Regions from separate parts of the Homo sapiens genome. Here region 2 is linked to region 1. Evidence: chromatin loops called from intact Hi-C (ENCODE). Cell type or tissue: Calu3. All regions are shown on one strand.

The links. Peaks named below come from ENCODE experiments on the same cell type or tissue, not always from the same donor. Only the 100,000 strongest peaks of a DNase experiment are listed, where the experiment ranks them.
Region 2: a loop joins it to region 1, with 2.9 times the contacts of the local background. A loop is called at or near these places in 1 of 110 quality-filtered maps.

Annotation. Positions count from the first base shown.
Region 1 is chr18:57,140,268-57,144,267 of GRCh38, forward strand. No RefSeq gene overlaps it. Among named protein-coding and RNA genes, the nearest start is that of BOD1L2, 4.8 kb to the right of the region's middle. In Calu3, no CTCF peak of the experiment used is centred here; a DNase peak (open chromatin) is centred at 1,574.
Region 2 is chr18:57,444,201-57,448,200 of GRCh38, forward strand. All of the region lies in intron 1 of ONECUT2 (one cut homeobox 2), which reads left to right. Among named protein-coding and RNA genes, the nearest start is that of ONECUT2, 11 kb to the left of the region's middle. RefSeq lists enhancers at 1,857-2,151, 1,950-2,094 and a cis regulatory region at 2,017-2,028. In Calu3, CTCF peaks have their summits at 2,350 (motif pointing left), 2,557 and 3,344 (motif pointing right); DNase peaks (open chromatin) are centred at 281, 2,321, 3,081, 3,331 and 1 weaker place.

The sequences.
Region 1 (4,000 bases):
GTCTGTGGCCTGTTAGGAACCAGGCCGCACAGCAGGAGGTGAGTGGCAGGGGAGTGAGCATGACTGCCTGAGCTCCCCCTCCTGTCAGATCAGCGGTGACAATAGATTCTCACAAGAGCATGAACCGTATTGTGAACTGAGCATGTGAGGGATCTAGGTTGCATGGTCCTTGTGAGAATCTAGTGCCTGATGATCTGTCACTGTCTCCCATCACCCCCAGATAGGACTGTCTAGTTGCAGGAAAACAAGTTCAGGGCTCCCACTGATTCTACATTATGTTAAGTTGTATAATTATTTCATTATATATTACAATGTAATAATAATAGAAATAAAATGCACAACAAATGCAATGTGCTTGAATCATCCTGAAACCACCTCCACCTGCCCTGCACCAGCCCGTGGAAAAACTGTCTTCCACGAAACAGGGACTGTTGCCACAGAGTTTGGGGGCCACTGCTTTAAGCCCCCAGTCTGTGGTACTTTGCTACAGCAGCCCCAGGAAATGGGTATAGACCCCATGGGAGAACACCTGAAGGGCCCTTGAGCAGAATGAGGGGTCAAGGAAGGTTGCCTGGACTGAAGAATGTCTAGGCTGAGACCTGAATGACAAACAGGAGGTTTCCAGTAGGGAGGGGAAGGGGTAGTGTCAGTGAAGAAGGAGGAAGGGACATCTGGGCAGAGGGCCTGGCCAATGGCCCTGCAGTTGGGGAGGCCCTTTGGGAATTGCAAGTCTGTGGGACTGGGGACAACACTGAGTCAGAAACCCAAAGGAGGGTGATATGGTTTGGATGATTGTCTCCTCCAAATCTCCTGTCGAATTGTGATCCCCAATGTTAGAGTGCAGCTTGGTGGGGGGCAAATGCGCCATGGGGGTGGATCCCTCATGAATGGCTTGGTGCCCTCTCTGTGGTATGAGTTCTCACTGTATGATTTTAGTTTAAAAGAGCCTGGCACCTCCTGCTGTCTCTCCTGCTCCCTCTCTCACCAAGAGCCATGCCCGCTCCCCCTGCCTTCCCCCTTCCGGAAAAGCTTCCTGAGAGCCCAGCAGATGACGGTGCCATGCTTCTGGAATAGCCTGCAGAACCATGAGTCAAATAAACCTCTTTTCCTTATAAATTACCCAGTCTCAGGTATTCCTTTATAGCAACACAAAATGGACCAGTGCAGAGAGCATCAAATGTCAAGGGAAGGAAATAGGCCTGAGGGTGGGAATGTCCAGTGCAAAGCAGGTTGCTCAGCATGGGTCTCTGGAAATTCTTGGAAATGCCCCTGTCTTCTACTGGCAGCTTCCTCCCCAGATTCTCACTTCAGACAGCAAGGTTGTAAACCCAGGCCACTGACCTTGTCTACACATTTGTCACTGTAGATCAAGAACAATTTTTTTTTTCCTGTAGTGATTGATTTATGCAGGTCTCTTGGATTGGGTTAATTGTCAACAATGTGAGCTCCTCCTGCAAGACAGGGAGTGGGGTTATCAGCACACTGTGTTACCCACAGTTCTTCAGACTGAGAGCTGCAGATGATGCAATCCTATGTTGACTTGCTCCTGGCCCTGCGGGGCGGTTGGGCTCACCTGCCCACAGACAAGGCACGATGACTGATTGCCTTTCGTCAGTAATCGGCTTGACACGGAGCCAGCAAACTCCCAAAGTTAGATTAGGAGGTGAAGTAATTGGCTGAGGACTTTGGATTTTAGTTTACTAATGTCCAAACAATAGGGAAGCTTTCTGAATGGAAACAAGCCAAAATATTTGGCCTTCAAAATCCCTTCCGGGGGCATGGAAGTGTGCTGGTTAAGGGTGGGGCATGGGTTGAACAAAGCCAGTGGGTGAGATGTATCTCCATGAGAGTGCACAAAAATCAGTGCTGCTGCCTTGTTGGTGAAAAAACAAGAAAGGAAATGCACAAAAAGTGAAACATTGTAGGATGCTGAGAAGGCAACACAGCACTTGCTTGGCAAATAAGTGGAAGTAGAAGGCTGTTAAAACTCAGAGTTTTGGCCTGCAGTTTTTGTTTCTCAGGAAAGTCACATGAGAATGAGCGATGAACTTTCTCAGGACCAATTTCTGGACAGTGGTTTCTGTTTTATCATTCAGAGAAAGGCAGGGACTATTCTCCAATGTTTTGTAGGCTGTCAAGAGGGAGGATAAATCTGAGACTGCCTTTAAATACTGGGTTTCAATTGCTTCCTTCCTTCCCAGGGCAGATATACAGTCTTCTGGTATGATTTAATGTCCAAGCTCAAGTGGCTGGTGTGCTTCTGCAGGATGCAGACAGCACTTTGCAATTATTTTTGTGTTCTCTGCAGAGGACAAGGTTCAGCCCCCAGTAGGGGGACATTCAGGGCTGATGGTTCTGTTAGGGAGGGAAAGTGGGAGAGCATGGTCACTGCTGGCCTGACTCCCTACTGCTTCTGGGAGAGACCTTCCTGTAATCATCACCACCACCTTCATCATCATCACCATCATTGTTGTCTGCTGCTGATGTTGTGCTAGAAGGGGTGGAGGTGCTAATTACTTATGCTTTCTCCCCTCTTGGTTTTAGCCAATTAAGGAGCTCAATGGGATCAAAGAGTCAATTATAGTACCCAAAGCATAGGGCTCTCTGGAAAACTGGGCAGCAAGATCTTCCGTGTGGCTCTCCGGTCTGAACATACACATCCAACCACATGCCTGCTAAAGAGAAGCAGACTTCCCTTGTGGTTGGGGGTGGGAAAAGGAGGAGGGCAGTGAGCTCCAGAAGAAGCCAGGCAGGTCTAAGAGAACCAGCAAGACATGTCCATGTCCCACTCAAGGATTCTGCTCTTGGCAAATGTGGCCTGGTGGATTTGCCTGGTTCTCCCTGATCTCCCCAAGCAGATAAGTCACTCTTCCTCTGGCTGGAGCAGCACATGATGGGGGAAGTTGGGGGAGAGACTGGAAATGTGTATCCTGATACTGGTCCCTTCTGGGCATGGCACAAGGTGGAAATGTAAGCAGTGGAGTCATAAGCATGTTCCTTTAATAACTGTGATGTTTGTGATCATCTCCTAGGTGCCTGGTAGTTTGATCAAGATAGTACAGTCTATACCTGATTAATTTAAGGTAGTTTTGCTTGCTGATGAGGGCCCAGAAACCATGGCTTTACAGTTCCTCTAAATTGTCACAGGCTCCCTAAGTCAAGCTTTTGGCTAGCAAAAGGCTTTTGTTCTTGTACAGTTATCAGCAGGGGCCAGGACTGGCCACAGGCTGAGTCTGCCCTGGGTAGTAGAGGTCAGGAGCTGGGAAAGGAGAGGAATTTTCTCTAGTTTAGTCTTCCATGCCTCTGGCCAATAAGATTGGTTCGAGGATGAGGACTGATCCAAGGTAGACCAAGAGATATGATCTTGAGACTTCTGTTGGAATTTCTCTTTCTCAGAACTAGCAGCTCTCCTGTCAGTGGCAGTTGCTGACTATGGGTGATGCACACCTGCAGCTGCTCGGAGAGCCCTGTTAAGACATCCAGCCTGGGAGGAGAGCCAGTCAGGAGGAAACCAGAGATCAAGTTCTGATTATTGTGTTCAAGTACCTGGATCCCACTATGCCTGAGCCAGAGAGACCTTTGTGTCTTTAAGTGAGCCCATATATCCCCCCTCCTTTTTTAAGCTGGGTTTCTGTTGTGTGCAATCAAAAGACTTGCCTAATGCATTTGTGGATCTTTCCAATGGAATAACCAGTGTTTAGATCATTGATTGTAGAAATAAAGCAGGAAACATACACACATAGTGAGATATGAGGATTCTCCGAGCCTCTATGAGCAAAAGTAGCCCACTCCCACCTTCAAGCAGAACTGGAACCTCTGAGGTTCCAGTATATTTACTCTTCTGAATTTTAGGATTAACTCCAGGAGTGGTAGCTGAAGCTGTCAGCAGCCAGAAACATTTCAATTTGAGTTGATTAGTCCAGTTTTTTCCTTTATCAGAAGTGGAGAGAAGTGGGCTGGAAAGGAGTGAATATGCAGAAAGTGCTTTGGTATTTGGGGA
Region 2 (4,000 bases), 300 kb after region 1:
CTGCTCCAATTGTAGATATTTCATTTACAGTTTTCTCTGTGCAATCAGCCTTGGAGATGGTTAAGGATAGGAAACTAGGTTGACTGGCTCACCAAATTCTAGAATGTGGGCTTTATTACTTATGTTGCATTGACATCCTTGAAGGAACCTGTTTGACGGCTCATTTTTCTGCCGTATTTGGAGAGGCCACAGGCAGCAGCAGCTCCTTGAGTTCCAGCAGGATCTGGGTGGGTAGCAAGCCTTTCCTTTTAAGGGTGATTGGCAGCCATTGGCAGCTTGCTTCCCACTCCACCCCAGTGCCCTTGAGCATGAAGCTGTGCCCTACTGCGTCCTCCTGGAGCAAGCTTGGAGTCCCCACCCCCCAGGGTGAGGTTCTGGGCTTTGCCCAAGTTGAGTCTGCTAGGGAATCTGTTGTAAACACAGATCCATTGATTTGCATTTGTCAGAGAGTAAAGTTAAACCAGTGAAAAGAGAAGCCCTTATCCTTTTATGCAGGGCCAGGGAAACCTTTCATATTGATCCTATTGATCCAACCTTTCCCTTTAAGGAAACCACATAGTTAAAGACCCTCGTTCAATAGATTTACCCTTCGTGCTTGTGATATTCCTTTAAGTGTTCTCATCTAGGATAGCTGGGCATTAAGCCCACACTCCAAACCAAACAAAAATGGGAAGGGGGGTGGGAAGAGAGGGGGTCAGGAGGCAGAATTGTGGGAAGTGAAATTAAATCAAACTGAAATGTGTAATGACCCAGTTGGGGATGTTTTTCTCATTCTTCTAAAATGACATGCAGGGATAAAGACAAAATAGATGCATTTGGCATCTTTTTTTTTATGAGAAAAGAAAATCTGTTTATATGCCTAGAGTAAAAATGTCTCAGGAACATCATTTTCTACTGTAAAATTATTTCAATTAAGCCACCAGTTTGCTTCATTAAGATTGGTTCACTTAAAAGCAGTGATGTTGCCACAATTATTTTGGTTCATTTGTAGCAAATCAGAAAAAGGATTCTCCCCAGAAATGCAATATTTTGGACTCTGTATATGAGCATAAACACTGAAGTCACTTGAAAAGAGAGAGGATTTGGAGTTTTTGTGTTCTGCTGGATGTGGGAAGCAACGGGTAGAACTTTTGTTGTGGAGCAGAGTAGACGCAATAGGAATTGCCAGATATTGCTCAGTATCCCTCTTGCTTGTAGATATGAAAATGTAAGTCTCATTTGCCTCCAGAACCATCGGCACAATCCATTTCATTTCTTCCCTGATCCTTTTTTCCTGTCTAAATAACATCCATTTGTGATTTTTTTCAACACGGTACATGACCTGTTTCTAATTGGCTATCTCTTGGGTTGTTTTTGTACATTCATGTTTGTTTTATGTGATTGAAAAATATTAATGATTTCGTAGGTGAGCTAATGTATTTATCTGCTGAGCGAGTTCAAAGGGCAGAGTTCAGCTATGGTTCAGGTTAATTGAACAGGAAGCAGTGAGCTCTCCAGGCTGTGTTGAACAAGGGATCAGTCCCTTAAAATATCACACTCAGCAAACACAATTTCACTGTCTTCATCCTAGAGTCTGATGTAAAAGGCTCAGATCAACTTGGATCACTTGTTTAAAAAACCAAAGCAAAGCACAGTAACTGCAGCAATACCCTGGAGTCCCCCTCGGGGAAGAAGAGTTTTCTCATTGGCTAATTGCTTTATTGGTAGCACTGACCTGCAGAGCAGCTGCAGGAGCCTGGATGAAGGCTTAGGCCTCAGAATAATGTGCTCCATTAGAACAGGGCAAGGCATTTTTTGTTTACTCAATTGGAGCTCCCTGCAAAGTGCCATTAACCCCGGCCCAACTGCTTGTGTGCTGCAAAAGCCAAAGGTCACGCCAGTCAGTCTGTAGGCATAGCAGCTCTGCCCTGGTAGGAAGGTTGGGGTCGCATCCTGCTGGCACTGCCCTCCCAGGGGCTCGGGCCAGCCCTCTGGGCCCTTTCCAGAGTTTTGACTAAAGCAAGCAATTGCACAACTTGTTTACATTTCCCAACTGCTGAATCATGTTTTGATGATTAAACAGTTTTGATCTGAGCACCATCAATCACACACATACAGAAAATCCCCCCACTGCCCCTCTATTTTCTATTTATGTTCTCTTCATTACTGTGCATTACAGTAAACAGAATTGTGCAAACGGTGCTTTTAGCAGGAATATAGTTCTGATAAGTGCTTGGATCAAGGGGAAGACAGACCTCCAAACATGGCTGGGGGGCTGTTTGGTGGAAGAAAGGTTTCAAGTGGAGTCGGGGAGCACAGTCAGGGCTTCCACCGCCAGCAGGTGAACTAGAGTGCCACCTGCCGGGAGTCTTCTAACTGCACTAAGCCCTGCACCTTCCACAAGGTCCAAGCCCCTTCCTTCACTTTGTTCCTAATATCCTTGTCCCCATTCCCCACCCTGCAGATCACTACCCATGCAAGCATTATCTTCCTAGAAGTAGCTTAAAGGGCTTTTTCCTGGTCCTTTGAAACTGTAACCTCTGCCTCTTCTAATTCATTGCCAAGGAGAAATCAACAGTTCTGCTGTCATAGGTGAGGTGATTTGCCCATCCTGCACATTGAGGTAATAGTCTCCTGCTTAGTTGGACTGTGCTTGGGGGAAGAGAAGCAAAGAAAGCAAAAAATAGCCGTGGGAGGGAAAACGAATGATTATGTGTGGAAGAAAAATGGCTCCGTTGATTGTGCCAGTGAGGGCTGTGCCAACTGTAAGGTGTTCTGCAAAGATAAAATATTGTACAAAGGAGAGAGGATGGGAGAGAATTAGCATCTACAGGGAGGACATCGAGAAAGAGATATGCCAAATCAGCAAACTCGAGTTTAGGCTTTGTGAAATCCCCTGGAAAGAGAAAAAGTGAACCAGCCGTTTTGCAATTGCAAAGAAGTGAGCCAGTGAGCTAGACTTCGAGCCAGACTGTGGAGCTGGCTGTAGCTCTGTGGGTGGCAGCTATTTCCACACTTGCTTCACATGGACCCCTGCCTGGAGCCCCTGGTAGCAGAGCGCCTGTGGGTGGGTTGCTGCCTCCACGCCCCGGCGCAGGCTTCAGCACCACGAACAGCGCCATGGAGGAACGCTGTTTGAGCGAATTGGAGATGGACCCTCTACTGCGGTTAAATCCAGGCAAGAGCCTGACCAGTATCTCCAGCTCTGTAGGTCTCAGCGCCCCAGTGCAGGGCCTCATATTTTCCTCTGGAGCCCTGTGGCTTTTCAGCTCTCTGTGTGAGATCAGCGATAATAAAGGGAAGAGGAGGCGGCATCTGGGTGAGAAGACAAAAGATGCTGAAAGACTTTCCCTCTGAAGAGGAAGAGCATTACCACCGCTGGGGGGCGGGGGATTGAACTATTTTTCTCCATGTTGCTGCCTTCTGCAGGCATGATTGCCACCCTCAACGGGATGTTTTAGATTTAGGATTTCCTTTCAAGTGTTACTGTCTGCCTGCCCCCACGCCCCACCCCCCAGGTATACACAAACGGATGCTTTTGTTTCCCCAGATGCATGCTCCTGATTTTTGAAAGCATGACTTTTATTATATTAAACAATATTCTCACATTATAGCAGCAGTAATGTCACAAGGAGAACCAACTGTGGAGCATCACCACCTTCGATAAATCTAGAAACTGGATTTGATTTCTTGAGAGTCTAGTGATGAGGCTCTTTTTAATGAAAACCTTGCCACTGCTTCTGTCCCTGACCCCCTACGAAGGGCCAGAGATGTTGAGTGACTTCCTCCAGGCCACACAGTGGAGTCATATGGCACTGGCCAGGGTGAGAACTGACAGTAGGCACTGACCCCTGACTCTGGCCTTTTTCAATCAGTTGCTTTGCTTTATTTCTGGTTTTATTCCAGAGAAAAGAGATAGGAGAGTCCTTTTGGTCAATGATTGAGCACAACTCACATCTCTTTGGGTTTCGAGTAAAATGGTCCTTGACTTCCCAAAGCTAATTAAAATGTAAAACTCTTG